Regions from separate parts of the Homo sapiens genome. Here all the other regions are linked to region 1. Evidence: chromatin contacts called from ENCODE Hi-C or POLR2A ChIA-PET data. All regions are on one chromosome and are shown on one strand. The core of a region is the stretch at or near the end of the contact, and the rest is flanking DNA. Distances in the headings are between cores, read along the strand shown. Region 1 holds the start of ZBED9-AS1 (ZBED9 antisense RNA 1). Region 2 holds the start of H2AC17 (H2A clustered histone 17). Region 3 holds the start of H3C11 (H3 clustered histone 11).

What was found. Hi-C counts contacts between places; a loop is a spot of excess contacts on that map. ChIA-PET counts read pairs that join two places held with the same protein, here RNA polymerase II (POLR2A). Pooled maps may share reads with other maps.
Region 2: a loop to region 1 is called in a map of HepG2, with 7 times the contacts of the local background. The contact joins the promoter of H2AC17 here to the promoter of ZBED9-AS1 in region 1. A Hi-C loop is called at or near these places in 3 of 168 maps with a recorded cell type or tissue (HepG2, MCF 10A and endothelial cell of umbilical vein), 3 of 37 single-sample maps with no recorded cell type and 8 of 50 pooled maps. POLR2A ChIA-PET finds 5 or more read pairs at or near these places in 3 of 52 experiments (A549, A673 and Panc1).
Region 3: POLR2A ChIA-PET joins it to region 1 with 10 read pairs in WTC11. The contact joins the promoter of H3C11 here to the promoter of ZBED9-AS1 in region 1. POLR2A ChIA-PET finds 5 or more read pairs at or near these places in 3 of 52 experiments (A673, H1 and WTC11).

Annotation. Positions count from the first base shown.
Region 1 is chr6:28,585,185-28,588,863 of GRCh38, forward strand. ZBED9-AS1 (ZBED9 antisense RNA 1) reads left to right here and starts at 2,194. Exons shown (of 2, transcript NR_186619.1): 1 at 2,194-2,548. SCAND3 (SCAN domain containing 3) reads right to left here and starts at 2,114. Exons shown (of 4, transcript NM_052923.2): 1 at 1,114-2,114. The coding sequence starts at 1,533. RefSeq lists an enhancer at 1,734-2,610.
Region 2 is chr6:27,891,432-27,895,079 of GRCh38, forward strand. It overlaps H2AC17 (H2A clustered histone 17), which reads right to left and starts at 1,754. Exons shown (of 1, transcript NM_003514.2): 1 at 1,268-1,754. The coding sequence starts at 1,718. The coding sequence ends at 1,326. H2BC17 (H2B clustered histone 17) reads left to right here and starts at 1,994. Exons shown (of 1, transcript NM_003527.4): 1 at 1,994-2,460. The coding sequence starts at 2,032. The coding sequence ends at 2,412. RefSeq lists enhancers at 880-1,423, 1,028-1,077, 1,424-1,967, 1,988-2,227, 2,618-2,757 and 1 more.
Region 3 is chr6:27,870,576-27,874,466 of GRCh38, forward strand. H3C11 (H3 clustered histone 11) reads right to left here and starts at 1,771. Exons shown (of 1, transcript NM_003533.3): 1 at 1,270-1,771. The coding sequence starts at 1,740. The coding sequence ends at 1,330. It overlaps H4C13 (H4 clustered histone 13), which reads right to left and starts at 2,959. Exons shown (of 1, transcript NM_003546.3): 1 at 2,573-2,959. The coding sequence starts at 2,935. The coding sequence ends at 2,624. RefSeq lists enhancers at 1-605, 2,521-3,158, 2,590-2,639, 2,940-3,109, 3,190-3,239.

The DNA.
Region 1 (3,679 bases), core at 944-3,443:
CACTGTATAGTTTCAAACTTGTCTTCAATTGTTAAAGCTTTTCTTCTTTTATACTCACTAGCAGAAATTTTATCACAAGCACACTTCTATGGCACTTGCAAAACCCTCTGCTTGCTCCTTTTCTGGAATACAAAAAACTTTAGCAAAAAATACACAAAGATGGGAGGGAACAATGTAAATAAGTGCTTCCAAGACAGCCAGAGGAAGGATGTGGGGGCAAATGGGAATTATGTACAGTACTGTATGTATTCAGGACTTGCTGTGCTCAGCTACATCAGATACTCTGAATTCAGCTACTCCCACCTGGTGGCCCCAAACATCAACTTGCTGGGAAAACTCATACATGAGCTTACACAATTTCAGCATTATACTGACTCATTTCTGGCATACTGACCTCATTTTAAAAGATTTTGCATTCCAGAAACATGCGTTTTTAACAGATCAGACTGTATACATAAAGGGTTCACATTCTGAAAGAGTTCAGATAAATGTATGAATAGTATCACTAAAAAATATAAGAATGTCTGGCAATATCCACAATGTTCTAAAATTACTGTCAAAGAAGGCAAATATACTCCTTTAGAAACAACTCCACTGTAATGGCAAAAAGCTTTTAAAATTCTTCTAAAAATAATTTTGAGCTCAAAACATTTTACATACCAACTCTAGATACTGAAAAGAACCAAGGAAATCATGCAATTAGTATTTTCATTGTACAGATGAAGACATTAATGTCCCAGAGAAGGTGTAATATGCCCAAGGTTACACAGCTAATTAGTAACAGAGCCTAGATAGCTTCAAAAGACAGTAATTTTTTAAAAAAAATTTACTATTGTATATTTCTTTAATCTCATAGTCACTACATAAAATATATTTTCTACTGGTAAAAAATAGATCAAGCTTTTCCATTTGGTTAAATCATTTAATTATTTGTATCATACACAAAAACTGTTATCTCATATGCACGCATCTATTCATCTACACCAGTGATCAAATAAGAAATAATGCCCCAAACCAGGGTTTCCAACCACCAGCGCGAAATTACTCCCATTACTCCATTCTGGATCCATGCACCCAAATTCTCCACAGAAGATGGCACCTCCAATTTCTCACCTGCTGTCTAGGTTCATCAAGCTCCCTCTCCAAATCTTCCAGCAAAGTCACCACCTCTTCTCCACTCTCAGGATTATGCTCCCGCACCCAAGACTGGAGCTCCTCAGGCAGGATGGTCAGGAACTGCTCCAGCACCAACAATTCCAGGATCTGCTCCTTGGTATGTATCTCTGGGTTCAGCCACTGACGGCAAAGTTCCCGCAGTTGACTCAGAGCCTCCCTGGGCCCAGGTGTCTCCTGATAGCAGAACTGCCTGAAGCGCTGACGAGAGAGTTCCCTGGTATAAGACAAATTCCTACGTAGGGCTGATTCCTGATCCCAAGTGTGGTCTTCTTCTTTAACCTTTACTTTGATAATCTCCCCTTGTTCTTCTGGAGCCTGGCCAGCCAAGGCTGGGAAGACCCTAGAGACTGCTTCCATCCCGAGCTTAGACAGCTCAGGCAAAGGTTCTCTCCAGTTGGGGTCTAGGCAAATGGGTGATTTTACTTGAGCTCCTTTTTTGTTCTTGGTCAGGAAAGTTTTTGATATAAGAAAACACTCAACACAGGACAACTACAGACTCAGTTTAAAAGGACTTGTTTACGTGACAACACAGGGCAGTTACTCGGGCAATTCCATTGAAAGTGAAGCCATCCTCTGAAAAGACCAGAAATAGTGAGCACAGAGCGACTCACTAAAGCTTCAGGGTCACAAATTGAGCGGCAAGATACTTGCGAGACAGAAAACCGAGGTTATGACGGATACTTTGGCCCTAAATAAAGCCTGGGTGTATGAGCCTAGGCAAGGAAACGAAGATCGGAGCAGCCTGGGCGAGGGCGGAGAGGGAGAGGGGCTCACAAGCTGCCTGGGGAAGAGGCCCGATTGTCGCCGCGCACATGCACCCTTCCCTCGGCCGCAGCTCCCACCTCTGAGGAGCTCAGACCCTGTGGAACCCAGACTAGTGGGTCGAGGGAAACACTCTACAGCTCAGGTGGAGGTTCCGCAGACACACCCGCAGCTGTGCCCGTAGGTTCCGGCCGGGCCCGGTGAGCCACGCTCACTTCCGGTCCGCTCTAGGATTCCAGGTGGTGCCGTCTTCTCACTGGTTGTGCAAACACCTACGGTACCAGTAATTCTGGGGAGGCAAGTACTCTGGAAACGACGGAGAATTAACTCCGGAATTACCTAGTTATCTGGCATCACGGTGAAAAGAGTTCCACAGTGTGAGTAGTGCTGGAGTAGATGCTGCTGGTCTGTGTTTTCCTGTCACCGTGATAAACCATCGCTGGCACTCAGACCCGTGGTGCTCACCGCAGCGACCTGAAACAAAATGGAGAGGAGCATCCCTAAGGACTACCACGTCAGCGAATCTGTAGGATCGTCCCCCGCCTTTCCTCGTTAATTTCGGGCCACTTTCACCTTTCCCTTTCACCCTAAATCAGACTTAAAAAGAAATGTAAGAGTTAGTCCATTGTTTCCATTTTACGGATTAGAAAACCAAGACCACCGAGAATGAGCCTCAGTTGTTTAGTCACGGAGCACAGAGCCGTGACTAAACAACTGTGGGAAACTGGTCCCAGAAATCTAACAAAATCTGGACGGCTGATCAGCGCCTAGCGAATCACTGGAGTGGAGTAACCAGAACATTCTTTTCAAGCAGTCACTGGGTTCCTCCATACCTCTGGTAGCGCAGAGATGCCCAAGGAATATTTGTTGAATTGCTGCCTGGTTCCCTTCTCCATTCTCTGTTTCCTTCTGCTGTGGTCCTCATGTTGATTTCTCACATTTTGGCATTTCTGAGTAGAGAGTCTTTGAATAATCAGAACATCTCTTTTAGAAATCTCTAAATAAAAAAGAAATCTTACGCTTAGAGTCCGTGAATGGTCTTGAGTAAAATTCTGTATAAAATTTTTGTCTGTGTGCCTGTGTCATCCAACCCTGAAAAGATCATTTTCCCAGTCACTTTTAACGTGCTGAACTTATCTTTTGTTTCCCCCCCTAACTATCCTTTGCAATCAGGGATTCTACTACCTTTTTCTCATTCTGCAAGGCAGTGATCTCTGCCATGCTGAGCACAGTAGGCAGTTAACATGGAGTAAGCATGACTTCTAAGTCCTTTACTGACGAGCCTTACTGTTTTGTTTGTTTTGTTTTGTAGATTTGCATTTGTTAATTACTACAACAGTGATAGACACTTATAAAAAAAGTCAAATATTTAAAAAGTCAACGTGGCAAGAAGTGAAGTTTCTTCATCCTCAGTTCCATTCCTCAGAAAAATTGATGCCGAGTTTGTTGTATGTACCTCCAACCTATTTTTAAAATGTACATACAAAATTGAGTACAATATTATTATGTACAAATATAACTGAGTCACAATTATAACTCATTATAATTTGCAAAACTTAAATCATACTAGACTACAATTCACCAAGTTACTGGGCTTTTTTGGTTTGTTTTAAACTTAAATCCTCCCCCAGAAACTGCCAAGCCAACATGTGTTACATGTCTATCCCATTCTTTTTAGTGGCTGTAGAAGAGACTATTTTGATAGATATTGCTAAAAGATCTGCACCCCAGAGGGATGTTT
Region 2 (3,648 bases), core at 504-3,003, 690 kb before region 1:
AGTAGTTCCGTTTTGTAACTGCTTAATTAAATCTTTTAATGACTGTACCAAGACCCAGAACAAAAACAATTTAAACTTAGGCTGGCACATTCTCTAAAACACCAAAACTTTAGTTTTGTCCAGTGTGGTGTGGGGAAGGAGTTTGATAGGTGCTTGACTAAATGATACCAATAAATGGTATCTGACCTCTTCATTAACTGAGTTTAATGCAATCCAATGGCTGATTGGATTAATTATGTAAATTATTGCTTAATTTCATTAGCATGCGCGGAATTACAGGTTTGGGTCAGTGATTAGATTTTTGCCAGTGAATCTGGGTAGTTCTGACAACAGCATTTTATTAGGATGGAGATTTTAGTTGATCAAAGAACTACCAGGTTCTGGTATTGATAAAGACCCATAAAGACAACAAAAAGGTTAGTTTAACATTTATTATATTCACAGGAGCAAATGATCACCAGAAATACTTTTGTTTGGGTTTTGTTTTTCTTTTTTTGAGACGGGGTCTCGCTTTGTCACCCAGGCTGGAGTGCAGTGGCGAGGTCATGGCTCACTGAAATCTCAAATTCCTGGGACTCAAGTGTTCCTTCTGCTGTCAGTCCGCCAAATACAGGCGAGGGCCTCGCGCCTGGTATTTTTTTTCTTTCTTTTTTTTAGATGGAGTCTCGCTCTGTCGCCCAGGCTGGAGTGCAGTGGCGTGATCTCGGCTCACTGCAACCTCTGCCTCCTGGGTTCAAGCGATTCTCCTGCCTGTCTCCTTAGTAGCGCTCGCCACCACGCCCGGCTAATTTTTGTGTTTTTAGTAGGGACAGGGTTTCACCATGTTTGCCTGGGTGGTCTCGATCTCTTGACCTTGTGATACACCCTCCTCGGCCTCCCAAAGTGCTGGGATTACAGGCGTGAGCCACCGCGCCCAGTCATTTTTTTTTTAAGAGGCAGGGGTCTCGTTATCAGGGTGGTCTCGAACTCCAGGTCCCTAGAGATTTCTCCCCTCCCCACCCACCTGCCTCAGTTTCCCAAAATGCTAAGGACGCATAAACCACCGCGCCCGGCCCCAAGTTTTTTAAAGACCCAGGACAGTTTGTGGGGAGGGGACAATTAAGGAGGTTCCTTCATGTTATAAGGTAGCAGTTGGATAGTATTTACTAGGCCTGATTCAATACTTTTATTTTACCCAATAGGAAAGTAATGGCCTCAGTGCTTGAACTCGGCCACAAATTTCTGATAGGTTTGGAGAACAGAGTGCTCAGTTCTTCCGTAGAAATGGTGGGTGGCTCTGAAAAGAGCCTTTTGTCTTGTAAGTTTACATTTTTAAAGTTCAGCCCTTACTTGCCCTTAGCTTTGTGGTGGCTCTCAGTCTTCTTGGGGAGCAGTACGGCCTGGATGTTAGGCAGAACACCGCCCTGAGCGATGGTAACTTTACCAAGCAGCTTGTTGAGCTCCTCGTCGTTGCGGATGGCCAGCTGCAAGTGGCGCGGGATGATGCGGGTCTTTTTGTTGTCGCGGGCTGCGTTGCCCGCCAGCTCCAGGATCTCGGCAGTTAGGTACTCCAGCACCGCCGCCAGGTAAACCGGCGCGCCGGCCCCGACCCGCTCAGCGTAGTTGCCCTTGCGGAGCAGGCGGTGCACTCGTCCTACAGGAAATTGGAGCCCAGCTCTAGAGGAGCGGGTTTTGGCCTTGGCGCGAGCCTTGCCGCCCTGCTTGCCACGTCCAGACATGGTAAAACGACCTGTGGCCTAAGTCAGAAAGTGAGTGAAAGGAACCTACAGGGACGCGCATTTTATAGCAGCTGCTGGGCGCGAAAAAGAAGCTGGGCCATTGGCTAAGCTTGCAGCTTCCTCTTAATGCAAATGAGCTTTCTGAATATACGTGTTTTGATTGGACTATATTGATATTAACGTCATCTGAGTAACTTCCAATCAGACAGAAGAATTTCTCAATCTCATCTGCATATAGACTTGTAAATAAATAGGGCATAACCCAGCTTGTCCTCATTCTTGTTATTTGAGTGCTCTTTCACTCTCCTCCGCCATGCCCGACCCGGCTAAATCTGCTCCTGCCCCCAAAAAGGGCTCCAAGAAAGCCGTAACCAAGGCCCAGAAAAAGGACGGCAAGAAGCGCAAGCGCAGCCGCAAAGAGAGTTACTCTATCTACGTGTACAAGGTGCTGAAGCAAGTCCACCCCGACACCGGCATCTCATCGAAGGCCATGGGCATCATGAACTCCTTCGTCAATGACATCTTTGAGCGCATCGCTGGCGAGGCTTCCCGCCTGGCGCATTACAACAAGCGCTCGACCATCACCTCCAGGGAGATCCAGACGGCCGTGCGCCTGCTGCTGCCCGGGGAGCTGGCCAAGCACGCCGTGTCCGAGGGCACAAAGGCCGTCACCAAGTACACCAGCTCCAAGTGAGCTCTCGCAGCTGCCAGCAATCCAAAGGCTCTTTTCAGAGCCACTCACGCTTCCAGAGAAAGAGCCTGTGCATTTTGCTTGTAGTCTTTTGGGTGGACTCCGGCCGGCCTCCATTAGGAGGGAAGACGGCGGGAAAAGGTAAGCTAAGCTCCCTAGGCTTTTTGCGTGTGAGTATAGACGCTCCATCAGACAAATTTAGCTTGGGTTCTTAGATACCCTTGGGGAAAAAGGCTTGCAGTTGTGCTTTAAGCTATAATTACAAGTTTGCTTTCGGTTTTCGGTTACTCTTTCCTTTTGTGTTGTTTTTTTTTTTTTTTTTTAAATGGAGTCTTGGCTCTGTCGCCCAGGATAGAGTGCAGTGCCGCGATCTCGGCTCACTGTAAGCTCCGTCTCCCGGGTTCAACCAATTCTGCTTCGGCCTCCTAAGTAGCTGGGATTACAGGCGCCCGCCACCGTGCCCGACTAATTATTGCATTTTTAGTAGAGACGGAGTTTTACCGTCTTGACCAGGCTAGTCTCGAACTCCTGACTTCGTGATCCACCCATCTCGGCCTCCCAAAATGTTGGGATATCAGGCGTGAGCCATCGCGCGCGGCCGGGTTATTCTTTCAGTGCCTGTAACGTCCCCCTTCTTTGATTGGTCAACGCTCTATTTGAAAAGCCCGCCAAGGGCTGCAATTTGCCAGATAGTCTCATCCGGGTTGTTTTTCGAAGAGGTTCTCCCGGAATGGAAATGACCGTTATCTGCAGGAGTGCATCGGACTCTGGCGCCAAGAGCTGGAAGCTGTGAATTAACCGTCCCTCTTACTGCAGTTGTACGGATCCTGGGTGACATTGACTTACCGGTGTCCATTTTCCATACACTTTAGAGAATAGGCATCTCGTCTGGCATCGCTGCAGATATGTTAGGGTGGGTTGAAATTATTGGTGTCAAAGCGGGACGGGAAACATTAAAGGCTAAGGAAGCTCCTTTAGGATAAAATGTTGAACAAAGAACCTGGCAACTTGGGAAAGCCGCTTTTTTGCAATGTTAATCAGTTGGCCTTGGGGAGGGAGGTGTGCCAGGATTAGCTGGGGCGGGGGCAGCGTTCAGGCTGGGATTTTAAAGTCCATGATTAGGAATCCTGAGATAGAAGTTGGAGAACCCCGCGTTTAAAGAGAAGCGGACCCCAGAAGAGATCACAGAAATAGGAGGTAAACCAAGAGCGTGCGAGTACAAGGGAGTGGAGACTTTTC
Region 3 (3,891 bases), core at 521-3,020, 720 kb before region 1:
GAAAGGAAGGCACAGATATGAGGCTGAGCTGGCTGAGAGCACTAGGGAGAAAAATTGCCTTCACATCTCTGCCAGATATCTCCTAGGTCAAGATGTGTGCTTCAAAAAGTTTAAGAGCAAAATGAGGTCATGATAGTCACATATGTAGAGCACATGAGGAAACTCTAAAACAGCTGGAAATAATGGAAAAGTTTGGTTAGAAACCAGGAAGAGCTTTAAAATACCACTTGAAGTTTAATACCCAGACTGATTCTCTCTGAAAAAAAAAAAGAAAGAAAAAATCTCATGAAAATCCAACTCCACAGTCTATGACAAGCATATGGTGAAATGACAGGAAAATATTTTTTAAGGTCCACTTAGAGCTAGAAGTTCATTTCATAGATGACAGCATGCAGTAGGTTAAAGTATCCCTCCTCAGAGGCCCACTACCTAACACATGGCTTGCTAAACATTACATTGAAACAGAACAAAAGTGTCGAGCTTTTTGTCAAAACTGTTACTTGCATGGGGTACGATGGCAACTTTGTTATGTGCATATGCTCCAAGGTGGTCAAGTTACATGGGCTATACAAGAGCTAAATAGCTTACATTGTACCAATTAAGTAACTTATCATTCATTCTTTCCTCCCTTCTGAGTCCTTATTGTCTATTGTTCCACTCTCATGTGTGTAGTTTTTAGAGCCTGTTGTTTTTTGTATTTTTGAGGCGGAGTCTCGCTCTGTAGCCCAGGCTGGAGGGCAGTGGCGCGATCTCGGCTCACTGCAACCTCTGCCTGCCAGGTTCAAGCGATCCTCCTGCCTCAGCCTCCCGAGTAGCTGGGACTACAGGCGCGTGCCACCACGGCCGGCAGTCTTTTTTTTAGTGGACAGGGGGGTTTCACCGTGTTAGCCAGGATGGTCTTGATCTCCTGACCTTGTGATCCGCCTGCCTCGGCCTCACCAGAGCCTGTGGACACTCATTGTGCTACTTGTTCCCTTCAGTAGGGGCAGGTAGATACGCAGGAGACACATTCCTCAAGGATAAAAACAGGAATACTTTTCAAAACTAAACTTCATCTGTAAAATTGACCCCATGACATGTCTTTTTTGAGTGATAATCCTTATCAGTAGGAACAGGTTCTGTATGTGAAATTGATTTAGCATACCAACAGCCTGTGACCTGACTCCTGCATTATAGTGTGTTGGGCCACTACCACGTTTTGTCCACAGCTTGTATTTAACATGGAGCTAAGACACGTCTCAAAAGCTACAGCTTCCTTTTGGTGACAATTGAGGGGCTCTGAAAAGAGCCTTTTGGGGTTGGACAGACTTCTTGGGCTGATAGGAATATTTATGCCCTCTCCCCTCGGATGCGGCGCGCAAGCTGGATGTCTTTAGGCATAATAGTGACGCGTTTGGCGTGAATGGCGCACAGGTTGGTATCCTCAAATAGCCCCACCAGGTAGGCCTCGCAAGCCTCCTGCAGCGCCATCACCGCCGAGCTCTGGAAGCGCAGATCGGTCTTAAAGTCCTGTGCGATCTCCCGTACCAAGCGCTGAAAAGGTAGCTTCCGGATTAGCAGCTCGGTCGACTTCTGGTAGCGGCGGATCTCGCGCAGGGCCACGGTGCCGGGGCGGTAGCGGTGGGGCTTCTTGACGCCACCGGTGGCCGGAGCGCTCTTGCGAGCCGCCTTGGTGGCCAGCTGCTTGCGCGGCGCTTTGCCGCCGGTGGACTTGCGAGCTGTTTGCTTTGTTCGTGCCATGGCTAAGTAGACGTACCTACTCAACACAAATGAGAGAAAAAAACTGATCATCCCGGTATTTATAGCTGCCCTCGCGTTCTGATTGGACAGTAGACTGTGCCATGCCACGTCTCACACACGGAATTGGCTCCCAGTTTAATCTGCTAGTGAAAGGGAGACATTCCGCCTCTGTTTTGGGTCAAGAAACGTAAAATGGTTTTGCTAGCTAAAGAAAAACAAAAACGGAAACAAAAAAAAATCCCCCAAAAGTCTAGGATTTTTCATGCATCAAAATCCTGTTTAAATATAAGCTTGATAAATCTAAACTTGCCTTGCACTATTTTAATTACGAGGTGTCATTACTGATTTGACAAAAAGTTAAAGAACGTAAAGGAAAAGTGAAACTAGAGTAAATTTGTAAATGGAGGCATTGAAGGGGATATGAAATTCGAGCGTTGTGGTATGCCAGTATTTCTCAAATTTAAACGTACTTAATGTTTTAGAAGTTGGCCGACTTTTTCTGTAAAGGGCGATATTAAAACATTTTGGGCGTTGCGGACCACAGTGTCATAGTTACACAGCCCTCGCATTGGTAGCGGTAAAGTAATCGATACAAGATAAATGAGACCGGCTGTTTCATTATGACTTTTGCAAAAACCAGAGAGGCGTTATAGATTTGGCCGTGTATCAGAGAAGCCGGCACTTTTAACCACTAAGTAATGCTGAAAGGGGCACCGAACCTCAAACTTCAGCGACTGCTTATGTGGAATCGCTAATTTGCCAAAACTGCCATACGTTTAAGTGTTCTTAAGAAATTAACTATCTTTAGTCTACAGCTCTTTCACAGACTTCATGGGTGGCCCTGAGAAGGGCCTTTGAGGAACCGTGTAAGTAAGTAAAACACTCAGCCGCCAAAGCCATACAGGGTGCGGCCCTGGCGCTTGAGCGCGTAAACCACGTCCATGGCTGTGACTGTCTTGCGTTTGGCGTGCTCCGTGTAGGTAACTGCATCGCGGATTACATTCTCCAAAAACACTTTAAGAACTCCGCGTGTCTCCTCGTATATAAGGCCTGAGATGCGCTTAACGCCTCCACGCCGTGCCAGGCGTCGGATGGCGGGCTTGGTGATGCCCTGAATGTTGTCGCGCAGAACTTTGCGGTGGCGCTTAGCGCCTCCTTTGCCCAGACCCTTCCCGCCTTTGCCGCGCCCAGACATGTCTTGTACTAAACAAAATGCAACACGGCAAGCCTCGCAGCAGTACTTTATATAGTAATAAATCGGACCTGATTGGGAACTCTCCACACCAGCTGCATCCGGTCGGCCGATTCACAGACCTTGCGCCCTGCCCACGACTTCAGGAAAAAATGGAAAAGGGGGTACTTAAACTCCAGTTTCTAAAAATGATGCCCAGTTAAAAATTACTCAGCTCATCTTGCCCTTCTACAGTGTTTTAGGCTGACCACCGCTGCATTCCATTGTCTGGGTCTTTGCAGCCTGTTTTTCCTGTCACCTCTTAGCATCGATTGTTCTAGTGCTTTGTGGCTGCTGGAATCAAATGGCGCCATCTCTAGAGGGGTAATCACAGTCGTTTCGGGCATTTGTGAAATAGCGTGTAGAAACTGCTTCCGTACAAACTCGAAGTGATCAGCCTATGGAGTGGCTGACTGCAAAAGACGACGCCTGATGATAGCTCCAAGGTGGGATTCCTCACCTTTCTCAAATTTGGTTCTCTATTCTTTTCCTTATATTTTACTCTTTCTGTAGCTGTCCTTTCTGTTCCTTTCTCTCCCTCGCCAACCACATTTTTGGGGCAAGAACTTTCTATTTTTTTTTCCTCATTCCACCTAGAAACACTTCAGGAAGCTGTTTGAGAAAGAAAGGTGGCTTTTACCCTGTATTTCCTTAGAATTGTGAAGGTGCCGCTTGAGCTCCCTCATGTTCCTCTTTTCTGTTGAACTAGGAAATCAGCTGTGCCCAGAAACCCTGTCTTTTACATTTACAAATAAAGTGCAGGAGGAAAAGACCGAGGATGACTTTATTCCAAGAAAAAGAGTTTCAAATGGCCGGACGCGGTGGCTCACGCCTGTAATCCCAGCCAGAAGGGAGGCCGATGCATGTGGATCACAAGGTCAGGAGTTCGAGACCAGCCTGGCTAAGATGGCGAAACCCCT